Regions from separate parts of the Mus musculus genome. Here all the other regions are linked to region 1. A link is a contact called in ENCODE Hi-C or POLR2A ChIA-PET data. All regions are on one chromosome and are shown on one strand. The core of a region is the stretch at or near the end of the contact, and the rest is flanking DNA. Distances in the headings are between cores, read along the strand shown.

What was found. A loop is a pair of places that touch in the nucleus more often than their neighbours do. ChIA-PET counts read pairs that join two places held with the same protein, here RNA polymerase II (POLR2A).
Region 2: POLR2A ChIA-PET joins it to region 1 with 11 read pairs in Patski. The contact joins the promoter of E130309D02Rik here to the promoter of Zfp316 in region 1. A Hi-C loop is called at or near these places in 1 of 37 maps with a recorded cell type or tissue (heart). POLR2A ChIA-PET finds 5 or more read pairs at or near these places in 1 of 5 experiments (Patski).
Region 3: a loop to region 1 is called in a map of gastrocnemius, with 8 times the contacts of the local background. The contact joins the promoter of Zfp12 here to the promoter of Zfp316 in region 1. A Hi-C loop is called at or near these places in 6 of 37 maps with a recorded cell type or tissue (T-helper 2 cell, adrenal gland, gastrocnemius and 1 more). POLR2A ChIA-PET finds 5 or more read pairs at or near these places in 1 of 5 experiments (Patski).

The regions. Positions count from the first base shown.
Region 1 is chr5:143,267,493-143,272,071 of GRCm38, forward strand. Zfp316 (zinc finger protein 316) reads right to left here and starts at 2,530. Exons shown (of 7, transcript NM_017467.3): 1 at 2,359-2,530.
Region 2 is chr5:143,313,239-143,317,817 of GRCm38, forward strand. E130309D02Rik (RIKEN cDNA E130309D02 gene) reads right to left here and starts at 2,122. Exons shown (of 6, transcript NM_172726.4): 1 at 1,665-2,122; 2 at 940-1,161. The coding sequence starts at 1,856. Zdhhc4 (zinc finger, DHHC domain containing 4) reads right to left here. Exons shown (of 8, transcript NM_028379.5): 8 at 3,251-3,594. The coding sequence ends at 3,304.
Region 3 is chr5:143,233,277-143,237,855 of GRCm38, forward strand. Zfp12 (zinc finger protein 12) reads left to right here and starts at 1,887. Exons shown (of 5, transcript NM_001289589.1): 1 at 1,887-2,103; 2 at 2,978-3,040. The coding sequence starts at 3,026. 4930448H16Rik (RIKEN cDNA 4930448H16 gene) reads left to right here. Exons shown (of 5, transcript NR_040700.1): 5 at 1,234-1,472. It overlaps Gm38735 (a long non-coding RNA gene), which reads right to left and starts at 1,254. Exons shown (of 3, transcript XR_868668.3): 1 at 858-1,254; 2 at 22-99.

The DNA of each region.
Region 1 (4,579 bases), core at 1,280-3,779:
CTGTGTACATATGTTGCACACAAAGAGGAGGAAGAGGAGGCAATCGCCTTGGCTACATCTCTTCCAAGGCCGCATGCACATTTTCTTTACTGAAGAATATTCAACTGAGGGATGATGAAGAGTCCCAATTTTTCCCCCTAATTCCTATCCCAGACACACAGTAGCTACTCCAGTACTTATTAAAGACATGTCCAGAGATCTACAGTTAATGACATGGATACTGGAATTTTAAAAAAATATTTGTGAGGGCACAACTGTCACACTCCACAATAGGCTGGCCACAGCTTGAGGAAAGGGTACACCAAACTAAAACCCACCCCAGAAGTCATGAAGAGTCTCTGTCACCAGAGAGGACAGTGGATAAAATTGAGTCTGTGCACCCGTCCTGTGATGGTTACTGTTGCACACTTGACAGGATCTGAAGTTACAAAAGAGAAGATGCCTCTGGAATGTCTGTGAGGGAGTGGCTAGATTAGGTTAACTGAGGTGGGAAGATCTACCCTAAACATGGGCAGCACCATCCCCTAGGCTGGGGCCCTGGTGTGAATGAGAAGGAGAGAGCAGGCTGAGCCCCAGCATCAGTCTCTCTGCGTGGCCTCCGTGTCTCTCCCACCGTGATGGGCTGTACCTTTCAACTGGGAGCCCAAGCAACTACTTCCTCCCTTGAGTTGCTTGTCAGGACAGAGCAAGAAGGGAAAAAGTGAAGGAAAAAAAAAAAGCCTATTAAAAGCCTCTAGCTGGGCGGTGGTGGCGCACTTGGGAGGCAGAGGCAGGAGGATTTCTGAGTTTGAGGCCAGCCTGGTCTACAGAGTGAGTTCCAGGACAGCCAGGGCTACACAGAGAAACCCTGTCTCGAAAAAAAAAAAAACAAAAAACAAAAAAAAAAAAAAAAAAACAAAAAAAGCCATGAGAAGACAGGGAGACAGGGCAGAAGCCAAGAAAAGCCTGATGCTCCAGGTGCTCTGACCCAAGATTCAGAACAGAAGCTCTGAAAACCAGTCTGACCAGGAGAAGGTCAGTTCATATTCTTGCAACTCAGGCCCTGGGGGTTCCCCTCCTCCTGGGATATTCTTAGCCCCACTCCTGCCAATCAGTCCCTAGAACGCCTTTCTGCTCCATTCTCCTTAACCTCTCATCCTGGATTCGAATGCAGTGTCAAGTTCACGGCTTCATCAGGCAAAAATCACTGTGTCACTTCAACACATCTTTCCACTCAAGTCCTGAGCCTAGGGCACAGCGCTGCAGACACTCAGAACGGGGTGCTGCACTGTCCATAGAAAGGAGTGTGCAGAGACACAATCGTAAAGGTTAAAAGTTAGGAACTCCAGAAAAGTCCCAAATCCAGGGGATCCACGTAAAGGATGTTTGCGTGGGGTCACGCTCGCGCATGCGCACTTGTGGCTAGTTACCTTCATTCCCGTTCACTAGCCCCACTGACTTAAGACCCTTTTTTGTCCAGAATGTCTTTCCCTGTTCACTACACTCCTCACCATCTGCCCAGTTTCCGGAGCCCCTATTCTCCAGGGTTGCTCCCTGGAGGTCATCCACGACCCCCCAGAGCAGGCTCCTCAACCAGGCCAGCTAGCCCCCTGGCCCAGCCAGTAGCGACAGAACCAAAACAAAATGCCAATGCCACCCACCCAGGCTGAGCAGGTGGGCTGATCCTCGCTGATACCTGCACCTCCTCCCTCCCTTCTTGTGTCCACATAATGCACCCTAGATTCTGCCAACGCGTTCCACCACCCATCTCGGGGGCAACAGATTTAGCAGAGAGAGAGAGCAGTCCAGCCAGCCTCCATTTACAGATGAAGCAGGCTAGGCCACGGCCCCTCAATGTCACAAAGCTGGCTGTAGGGCTCCAGGACAAGGTCTTTCCCTTTTCTTCCTCTCTCTGGGGGATGGGGGGAGGGTACCTAGCTTCCACTTCGCGCTAGGGCGGGAGTAATGACAGCCCTCCTTGGAAGGTGTCTCTCTAGGGGGCGGGGGCGGCTCCGGCCCAGCTCCCGCCCCTAAGCTGGAGAAGGCGGCGCTAGCACCCTGCAAAGGTGCAGTGCACGACGTCCCCGGCCCGCCCCCTCCCACGCTGGAGTCTGTACCCCTCTAGGGTGTTAAGCCATCCCTGACGTGCCGCGCAGGCCCAGGTCGGTATTGGGGGGATCTAGGGGCCTGGAAGATCTAGCTCGTGCAGCTGCAACTCCGACCCCACCAAGGACGGGCCCTGCAGTCCCGCGATCTCCCCACGGACACCGGAGGCCTCCAGCTCTCGAGCATCCATGACGGCCAGCCTTGCCGCCGCCACCGCCCCCAGCGCGCGCGTCCCGCCCGCGCGCACCTGCCGCATCCGCGCGCCCCACTCACCGCGCGCGCGCCCGGGCCCGGCCAAGCCGGAGCGAGACACGGACTCGTGGGGGGTGGGGGGCTGTGACCACCGGGGACTCCCCCCCGCACTACACAAAGTGACGGCCGCGAGCTGCGCGACGGCGGAGGAGGCGGCGGCGCGTGGGCACCGGAAGTGCCGCCCGCCGGCCCCGCCTTGTCCGCGCCCACGAGGGGGGCACTTCCGGTCATGGGGCGTCCCGGAGCTCTGGATGTAGACAGGGTGCTGCTGCGTCGCACCCCCATATGCATGGAGGATGGTTATAGCTACCCACAATGAGCACCCCCTGCTTATTACCTGCTCCTCTATGTTTCAAGGGACCCCTGCCCACGACGTCCAGCCCCAGCGAGCATCTCTTCTCGCCAGACGACAGCCTAAGTCTACCTTTGCCCGTGCCAGGACGTGTCGGGAGCCCGTCCTCCTGTCCACCGGACCCTCCCTGGATCTCCTGATGGTGGAGAAGGGTAGTGACCCCCAATGGGTATTCAGGCAGCGCTTGTCTGACCCTGACATGGGCAAGGGTGTGGCTGGGAGATTGATCCATTCTGGCTTTACTTGTGTGTGCAGGGTGTGGCAGACAGAGGGGCAGCCTATTCAAGGCGTGAGGGGGGTACTGTGGACTATAACAGTCAAATGCATGAAAGACTGGAGATTGAGGCCAGACTGGATTTATGTTCTTCAACTCCCTAATCTGTCATCCCCAGGCCTGGCAAGAATATTGGGAAATAGCCTTGCATGGCTTTAGACAGGTCGAACCTTGACAGTCCATTGATATATTCACGACTACTCAGGGCAGTGCTCTGTAGCTCCAAAGAGCCATCCATATTATGAAGTCCCTGGACCCCAAGCCTGCTGGCCACCTATGCCTGGAGTAAATGCCCTAGGTACCTATAGAGACCAACCCTGGACATGACCCTGGGGAGACCAGAGTTCTAGCCTCTGCCCTCTCTCCCCTCTTCCTTGGCCTCCCCTCCCTTATATTGAAAAGTCTTTGTGACACTCTTGTGCTTTTCTTGGTAGACCATGTAGACTGGATGCTTTAGGAGTCATAGCCTTTCTCATCTTAGGCGAGCCCTAACCCCTAACTGTGGGTTCTCTAGGGACCAGAAACACTCTTCTTTCCTGCCTACACACATTTAGGCACACATAGAAGGAAGCTGCTTGTCTCTCGGTTTTACTAGGATGTGTGTTCACATGTGTGCACATGAGCTATCTCCGTGATGACATTCTTACGCACCCTGGGTTTTCACACAGATGGGTTACCTACCAAATCACCTGCCTCTCTGCAGGATCCCTGGCAGGCTAGAAACCCAGGGAAGGGAAGGGGAGCCAACCTTTCCCTCTGGGAAACCCGAAGGAGGTGATGAATGTGTGTACCTGCCATGTTCCATGCATGTGCGTGTTCCTGCCATGTTCCATGCATACATGCATTCCTGCCATGTTCCACGCATGCACGTGTTCCTGCCCTGTTCCATGCATGCATGTGTTCCTGCCATGTTCCATGCATGCATGTGTTCCTGCCATGTTCCATGAATGCACGTGTTCCTGCCATGTTCCATGCATGCACGTGTTCCTGCCATGTTCCATGCATGCACGTGTTCCTGCCGTGTTCCATGCTGTGCTCCCTTCCCATGTTCTTGGGCCCTGTTGTCAAGTGAGCAGCTGGGAAAATGGAGAAACAGATTTTCAAATGGAGTCCATATGTCTCAAGTATCATGCAGCCAGACACAGTGGTGCAAGCTTGAAGTCCCAGCTACTCTGGAGGATCATGAGTTCAAAACCAACCCAAGCAATTTAGTAAGACCCCCATCTCCAAAAACATTAAAAGGTGGGGGTTGGGGGTAAGCTTACCAGTGCTGGGCCTGACTTAGAATCCCCTCAGTGAGGGGCTGAAGTTGTGGTTAGATAGCAGACTGATTACTCAGAATTCACACCAGTGAGAAGCTGGGGTATGACTCAGTGGAAGAGCATTTGCCTAGAAACCACTGCTGAGGATCTGGGAGCATGCGGTACCGAGCTTACGAAAGGCTTTGGATTCCATCCCCAGCTCCTTTGAAAACAAAACAGAACAGAACAGATAGGACGTTAGTTAGTATTGCCTGCTGTGGGCGATTGGAACTCCAGTGGAATTCGAGGCTACTTTTTTGGAGGGGAAGGGAGTAAAGAAAACATGTATTTAATTCACAGTTTTGGAGACTGGAA
Region 2 (4,579 bases), core at 872-3,371, 45 kb after region 1:
CTCTCCCAGAGGACCCAAATTCGATTCCTAGCACCCACATGGTGGCTCACAACCATTTGTAACTCTAGTTGCAGGGATCGAAAGCCCGCTCCGCTTCCAGCCTCCACAGTGTGAGCAGCAGCATACAGGTGGTACACAGACACAACATCCCCACGCAAAACAGTTCCACATTAACAAATAATTTTACAAATTTAAGATGAAAAGGAGCCAAGGAAGCCAGGTGGCGGTGGCGCATACCTTTAATCCCAGCACTCGGGAGGCAGAGGCAGGCGGATTACTGAGTTCAAGGCCAGCCTGGTCTACACAGTGAGTTACAGGACAGCCAGTGCTACACAGAGAAACCCTGTCTCAAAAAAAGGTGACAGTAGTGACCCGACTTCACACAGCTGTCCTCAGGCCTCTCCAGATGTGCTGTGGCACAGGCAACCACACACACATCACACATGCACAGTAATACTAAAAGTAAGCTGGGTGTGATGGCATACACCTTTAATAGCAAATGCTAGGGAGGCAGAGACACCTGGTCTGGGTTGAGTTCAAGGCCAGCCTGGTCTACATTTTGAGATCCAGGACAGCCCAGGCTACATAATCAGAACCTGTTTCAAAATGAAACAAATCCTAATTTTACTACTTTGTGTACAAGAAGGCTACAATTCCAGAGCCAGACACGTGGACCCTATAATCCTCAAGAGACTCAGGTAGAAGGGTCATGAGGGTTGAATTCAGCTTGGGCTACATACCAAATTCTTTTTTCAAAAAAAAAAAGTCAATCAAAGAAACAAAAAAAATGTTTGCTCCATAAAAAAAACGGGACTGGGTGTAGCACCCAGGCAGGGATGATCGATGACATCACGCACGTGTAAAAGACCTCTACGAACATCCAAACTCTTGTTATCCTGTCTACGGAGACTGTGGGAGACGCTATTTCGAGAGCAGTACCTGGAGCCAGGAGGCCGCACATTCCAACACGGGGATCCGACACACGGCCACGGCCATGGAGACCAGCTTTCCCAACAAGCTCATTCGGCTGTCGTCGGCTTTGTTCCCTTGGGGGCTGAAAAGGGAGGAGAAAATGATCTGCCGCACAGAGTCCTTGCTTTGCTCCTGGAAGTAACTGCACATGATTTCAAGAAGCTGGAGCTCCTGGAGGGAATTCAGTCTCTGTAAAAACAAACCCGGAAGAGAAGCTGTGAGAAGAGGGCCTCCACCTGCCCCTTAGCTCCCACCCTAAGAGATTAGGGAAGTGGATGCTTAGAATCCCAGCGCACACGAGGCTGAGTCTAGCCGATAATGAGTTTCAGGCTGGCCCGAGATACATGGTACACAGAAAGACAGTGTTTGAAAAAGGAAAACAGATCTATTCTTTTTCCCAGGGTGTATTTTTTTCACCCTTCAGAAGCCTAAGCCCGGGGGGGCTTAACTCTATGAATAAGCAAAGGAAAAAACCCTGCATCTAGTTAAGCGACATCCCAGAGGGATGTTAAGTAGCCAGTTCACAAAGCCACCACCCCGGATCATTCATTGGTGGGCGACTGTCACACGCCTGCGAAACGGGCACGCGGCTGAGCAACGCCGCTGGACTGCAAGGCCGGGGGAGCGGAAAGAGGAGCGAGACCTCGGGGCGAGCTCCTGTCACCGAGCGAGGGCACGGCCGGGGCGGGCACCTTGGGCTGCGCGCCGCGCTCCTTGGGCACTTGGAACACGAACTCCTCCAGCAGCTCCACGGAGCCCTTGTCCACGATGGGCAACGGCGCGCTCTGCAGCTGGCTGCTGAAGTAGATGTCCAGGTGGTACAGCACCTCCTTGGCGGCGCTCAGCGCGTCGCGCCGCAGCAGCGAGTGGCGGATGTCGCTCATGGTGCGGCCGCCCTGTCCCCGCCGCGAGTCCTACTTCCGCCCGGAGACAAAGAGGCGCGACCGGCCTGGGCCCCGACGCGGGCAGGGTCGCGGCGCCCGCCCGCCTCTAACAGGCGCCAACCCGCTCAGGGGACCATCGTCGCCGCTGCCGCCGCCGCCACGGGCCAGCGAGTATCCTGGGGTCCGACTGCGGCGCCGCCCAGAGCCGCGGGAGCCGACGCCGCTCGGCCGAACCGGCGGCTGAATGGCGACGGCGGCCCGCAGGGGCCAAGCTCGGGCTGCGGCCGCGCGCTCTCGTGGGCGCCCCCTGGCGGTGAAGCCCGCACGGGCAAGCACGAGGCCCCGCCCCGCCGTCTTCGCAAGAGTTTCTCCGGCTTCAGAGGTGTTTGATTATCAGACACTCGGAGGTGTTCTGAGCCGGCACCACGCACCCAAGCCTTCTCATGCTCCCCTCCAACCAGGACGTGCTCTGATCGCCCCCGGGAGTGGGGCGACTACTAGGACAAATGATGCTTGTAAGCACCCCCACGCCCTGATCCTTCTGTTCCAGGGTCAGTGTTTCCAAATTCTCTCCTGACTCCTGGACCCTCTTAACTGCTATGCTCTAGCCCAGCCCAGGAGGACTATGGGAATCTTAGTACAAGGTTTAGCCCACGTGCTCCCTGTTCCTGAAAACCCTCCCACCCTACAACACTCCCACTCCCCAGCTCAAGATTTCTATACAATCTATGGGCGATGGTTTATTTACAATTTATACTAAACTAGCTGTTAATGAAGACTGGAGATTTTTTTTTTTCTTTTGGTTTTTCGAGTCAGGGGTACTCAGTGTAACCCTGGCTGTCCTGTAACTCACTGTGTAGACCAGGCTGGTCTCAAACTCAGAGATCCACGTTCCTCTGCCTCCTGAGTACTGTGATCAAAGGTGTGCACCACCACCGCCCATCGGGGAGTAGAGATTTTAAACAGAATGGAAAAGTCTTGCGTGTGGCTCACAAATACAATGACTAAGAGGCCTATGGCTGAGAGGATTTAGTTAAGATGATAAAGGGCCCCTGCCTGGGAAAGAACAGACCAGGGAGAGAGTGCAGCTGGGCACAGCCCAGAGACTCTCTTGTACATCAGGGAACAGACTTTATGGTCCTAGTTCAGGCGCCCAAGGGTGCAGTGAAAGAGGCAAAGGCCTCCTTGTCACCCAGAGCCTTGGACATCTCTTGACCCTTCTCACACTAGGACCTCAGAAGTTACTGGATCTAGCAGAATATAGGCAGGAGGGAAATCTGCCCTGGGAGACACGAGAACTCAGCAAGCCTAGCTTCCCATCTCTTTTTCCCCACTAAAGCCCACTCACGCCCACACAGCAGAAACCAACACAGACAATGATGAGAAAACAAATATCCATGTGTACAAATAGGTGTGCACTGTATTTAAAAGGCAGGGCACTTCCGCTCTATTTCTCCTTTTTCTTGTAACTGGGGGTAGCAGGTAGAAAGATCTCTCGAAGGTTGCTCCTAAACCCGTGGGAGTGAATGTTCTGGTGGATCCGGGGCTCAGCTGATGGGGACCAAGCCACCAGAGGCCAGCGCTGGCACCAGGCCCAGTCGCCTTTATACCATTCATTTGTGGTCTGGTTGGTGGCAGCCAGGTACAGAGCAAAGCACAAGTAGCCAGCCAGGAGCATGCTCAAAACGATGACAAAGCCCAGTAGGAAGACAATCCTTGGAAATGCCAGGAACAGATGCTGTGGGCAGAAAACCAGAGTGTTAGCAAATAGCCTTCAATGCCTGAGCACCAGCCCTGACCCTGTGGTGCAGACTCATCACTCAGCTGACCTTCTGCATCAGATCTGACCCACCAGGCAGTATATACAGCTGAAAAATGTGCCAATGCCCCAGCATTCATGAGGCCCCACACTCAAAATTCCCTATTTCTCTTTCTCTGTCTCTGTCTGTCTCCCTGTCTGTCTGTCACATGCATGTATTGCACAAGTGCAAGCACACAGATACACACACATATGCACTTCAGTTGCCTCAAATCTGACCCTTGGAACATAGATCTGAGTCACAGTCAACACAGACACAGGCAGGCAGCCCAGGCATGAGCCTAGTGTGTGTGACAGCTTGTTGCAGGATAACTTTCACACAGGCAGAAAGGTCACTCAAGACACAGACAGTACTTTGCCAGTCTGCTGTTTACAGACAAATATGTGGAGACAGCTCGTGCATTAAACTAAAATCCTGCGAGGACTGTCTCTTTAAAGCCACCGAGCACAGGAACAGCAGGCCAGGAGTGCTGACAGCAGTACCCGCCCCTCCAGCATCTCTGCGCATGAGCGATGGTGCAGGCTGGTGAGCATAACGCTCACAAGGCTGAAATGGTTGGCAAGTTTGAGGCCAGCCCAAGTCAGAGTAAGGCCTTGACTCAAGACATCAAAACAAAACAATAACAAACGAAATGGCTGTGCATGAGGAAGAATGAGACTCTGGGTCAGTCACAGTACAGCACACCAAGAAGCAATTAACGTCAACTCAGACTGTGGATTGGTGCGCAGTGAGAACGGAAAGGCTCAGGGCTCTCCCTGGTATGTTGTGTGACTATGGCACGAGGATGGTGAGGGTCTAAGGCCAGGCCACATCTGGGAACTGGCACAGGAGGGGCGGGGCAGAGGTCTCACACTGCGTGTTCCTTTTTAAACCTTTAGGGCAAAAGTTCTCTGTGGGTGTTCA
Region 3 (4,579 bases), core at 637-3,136, 35 kb before region 1:
TCTCAGGCAGTCGTCGCCTACCTTCCAACCTTATCATCATTCAGCAGGCCAGCTGTGCTATGAGGAGAAGATGAGACGGGAAAACAAAGACTGCAGGAGCTACAAAAAAAGAAGGAAAATAGCTCTCTGTTAATTGACCTCTGAAAGGTGACATTTGGCCCAACTAGTTGAGTGCCTCCTTGGCTACTCAATTTGCATCTGAGCAGAGCAGAAGCATCTCAGCCTGCTGACTGCTTGTTCCATGTTTGTACAAACCGAAATATTTTCTTTTCCTTTTTTATTTAATTTACTTTTTTATTTATATAAGTACATTGTCACTGTCTTCAGACACATCAAAAGAGGGCATCAGATCCCTTTACAGATGGTTGTGAGCCACCATGTGGCTGTTGAGAATTGAACTCAGGACCTTTGGAAGAGCAGTCAGTGCTCTTAACCCCTGAGCCATCTCTCCAGCCCCTTTTCTTAATACAAAAATTATATGAGCTTGAATGTCCTCACTGCAAGCAAGGAATTCCTTTTCTGAAAGGCCTGAGTCCCATCTGTGCAATGTAAACCTGGAGAAAAGAGTGTTCCTATCTCCCTGTCACCTGGGGAGTTTAGCCCAGGCCCCTCATTCAGAGACGTAACCCCTGCTTGCCATGGGGAAGGGAAGCTTTTGGTTTAAGAGATAGGAGCCAGCTCAGGTGGGCACCTCAGTTACCAGGTGAGGTGAGAACCTGGGAGAAGGTGCCCCATGGCAGTGCAGGCCTTCCGAGGAGGAGGGCTCACCCTTTCTCCTGAGACCATGTGTGCCCTGCAGCATCTGAGAGGGATTCGTGATGCTTCTGTCTCCTGCTGGTTGCTCAGCAGTTTATTACCTAGGGTTGGCGCTCCAAGGTGCTTGGTGCTTCTGGGAAGAAAACGTTACTCTCTGCATTGGTGCAGAGAACTTTCTGTTTTGGTAGACTTTGTTATTAGTTTTGATGCCAACGTCTTTATGAAGAATTAGACCAAGACCACTGCTGCATTAGTTCTGTAAGAAGTCGATGGAATGTTCATTGTATTGTACCATCTCTGAAAACTGTCATTGTCGCCCGGCCCCAAATGTCACCTTTCAGAGGTCAATTAACAGAGAGCTATTTTCCTTCTTTCTGTGAGTTCTTTCTGGTTCTCTTTTTAGTTTCTGTGCATTAGATGTGTGATATAGAAACCCATCATTTGTGTTTTCTCTTCCTTCCTTTTTTGCATCTGCAGCTTCTGTTGTGTCTCCATCAACTTTGGAAGCAGATAGGACAAGAGCACTTTTGCATTATTCAGGAGGGCCGGTGAAATCTGAGAGGAATTGACTGACCATAGGGTTCCACGTTTGAGCATTGTTGCCGGACTGCAAACATCAAGTTGGAGAAGTCATTTGACAAACACGTTTTTTCTCCCTTTCTATGTGTGCCTTCTGGTGCTTTTAGAACTTTTATGCATTTGTTGTATGATCTGGCAAAGCCACTGTTTTTGTCTTCTTTCTTTTAAAAGAGGTGGTAGACACTTCTTATACTTAAATGTTTGATGGAAACTTCTAGCACTTCAGTTAAACAGAGCGTGACACATTTTTTTTCCTCTCTCTTTCATCTGTTAGAATCTGCCTTTTATCTAAAAGCACCAAGCTGGGAGAGGTCTGGGTAAATGGATATAACCCCTCAAGCCATTCCTGGAGGTTCAAAGTGAGGAAAATCACGAAGGTTACTGTTGCTCTCAGCTCGGTACCCACAAGCTGCTGAAACGAGGAGGAGACTTGTGCGACGATCCCTGGAAGCCTAAGAGTTCTGGGCGGCCCCTCCCCAAAGATGAAAGGAAGACCACAGGGACCAGCCCAGTGGCACGCATGCTGCGCGTGCGCACTTCTGTTTGTGTGCATGCTCGCGCAAGCGCACGTCCGCTGCGCTGGCCTGGCTTCCTGCGGTCTGTGTCTCTACGCTCGCAGCTTTGACTTGCGCGAGCTGGAGTCGCGAGCCTGCGGGCCGAGGCCGGTGCGTCCGGGTCGGCAGCAGGCGAACGCAGCTTTGCAGGCCGGGGAGGCCGAGGGCCGGGCTGACGGGGGCAGCGAGACCCGGGCCCGGCGCGGCCTCCTAGGTGAGGCCTGAGGGTGCAGATCGCGGCCGTGAGAGGGAGGCTGGGTCCGTCTGATGGCTTGCAGGGGGGCCTGAGACCGCTTGCCGAGGCCTGAGCGATCAGCGCCTGCGCGATGCCTCGGCCCCCTCCTGTCCTCAGCGTGCGGGATCCGGGACGGTAGCAGTGGTCGTGTTGATGGCTTTGGGCTGTCTAGATGGCCCGAGGATGAGGCGTGTGGGCATAGGAGCGGTCAGTTCAGTGACCTGAGCTGTAGAGGCGCTGTCCAAACTCCTACCTCACTTGACATCCCTGCCTCCCAGGGCTTCTAAGTCTCATGATGTTACTGGGCGCCATCGGCACCCTTGCTGTGCCTGTTAGTTTTCCCGATCCTCTCCCTGCAGCATCCTGTGGTCTAGTTCAGGAAAAGTTTGTGTTTGCGTCTGTTCATAGGGGAAGACTGTGGGTCTGCGATAGTGGTGACATAACCGAGGTCACGCAGAGGGTTTGTTAGTGGGAGTGCTAAGTCCCGGGCCGACGGCGTTCCTTTTGTCATATTAAAGTCGTGGTCACAGTATCACGTAATTGTATATAAATACAGTTCCCACCAGGTTAACTTTTGTTTTCAGAGCAGCTTGTGAGTATTCTTTTGTATCCCTTAGTAAATGGCAGTTATTTAACTAGCATTTCTTGTTCATTTCTTGTTAATTCACCTCGTCAGCTGCACTCATTCATTCCCCCCAAGTCCCAACGCACAGTTGCAATTCTCCAGTCCTTTCTGACAGCCAGTGAGACCACCATCCCTCCGGTTTTCTTCTGGGAATGTTCCAGGAGGTTTGTGTGCAGGATTCCCCTCTTTCCACGCCCACTCATAATGACGTTGTTTTTCCTTCCCCAGACCCGGCTGCATTAGTCCTTCTACAGACTTTTCCTACTGCAGCGGAAGATGAATACATCCTTAGTAAGTCTGGCTTTGTTTCCGTTGTCTAGTTTGGTTTACTACACTCGAAGAGGCAAAGGAGAGATCAGACTTTAAAGGGGAAAATAGATAAAACAGAAAGAGATAAAAGAACCAGACAAAACAGTAGTGGACAGTAGTAAGCATTGGTTGAGTGCATATCTGTAGGTGGCATAGCCCCTACCAAGTCCTCAGGATGCTGTAGTTGACACCTTGACTATATTTAGAGATGAGCCTATGGACGTGCCTGTCGGGATTGTCTTGATCACATTCATTGATGTAAGAAAACCCATTTTGTTCTGGACAAGACCATTCTCTGGGCATCCTGGACAGCATAAACTGGAGAAAGAGACTTGAGTACCAGCAAACATGTCTTCCTCCCTCTCTTGTTTCCTGATTGTGGATTTGATGTGGCTCCTGCTGCCTTGGCTTATGACGGGCTGTACTCTTTGATCTCCAGTGGTATTCTAACACAGGCATACACACACACTCACGTCCTATTGACCTGTCTGTCTCTAGCAGTCTCTGTGGATTCCTCTGTCTGTTTCTGTGCTGTTTGTCTTGCTGCCCTGTCCCTGGATTTAGAATTTCTCCTGCTCCCATGTGGATCTTTTGCCCTACTTACCTCTGGCCCTCCTGGCTTTCCCCAGCGGCTCTGTGTTGGTTTACCTGTGGGTCAGCCAGCGCCTGCTGAGCATCTCTGGAGTATGTCCAGACAACGCGTAACGGACCCATGCATCCGAGTGGTCTGTTCGCCTGTTGTTGTACCGTCCCCACCTAACGGACCCCATGCATCTGAGTGGTCTCTCCGCCTGTCGTTATACCGTCTCCTGTTCTTCCCTTTTGTTGTTCCACTGCCCTGCCTGGAACTCTCTGAGGATGCAATGCGTTCAGATCCATTTTCCACCACCAAAGAATTCACTTTTCTCTTACGGTCTGTGTAGTTTCTCTTTGTTTGGTTTGTTTCAATTTCTTCGTTTTTGCGTCATTGCTTGGTTCAAAAAGGGTATGTAGCTCAGGCTGTCCTGGAACTCTTCAGCCAGGGTTAAAGGTATATGCCACCATCCCTGGCCCTGGTGATGACTTTCAATGACCACGACGTTCAGTGGCAGACCCATTTGATTTTTTTTTCTACCCTCAAATACCCTTTCTTCCCCTTGGCTAGAGTTACTTGTTAATTAGGAGTCATTTATTTGCTGGCAGATGCCATTGTGCTCTCCTAGGCATTGGCATTCACCAAAGAGTTGAGTCTTCCTTCCCAGCGGCTCAGTCAGGTTCCCTTAGTGGGAGAGTCCCAAATAGAGACACACAGATTGGGGAAGAAGACAGTGCTAAGTTTATCCTCAGTGTGCTCTCAGTAAAGATCTGGGCCCTGGGTGCTTTTAATATGAGAGAAGTTCATCTACTTGAAGACAGATTCTGTCAGCTCATAGTCACGTAGCCATAGATCTGTGGTCTTGTCTGATCTTACTGTTTGGGTTTGGTTTTTTTTTTGTTTTTGTTTTTGCTTTTGTTTGTTTAAATTATTTGTGGGTGTCACAT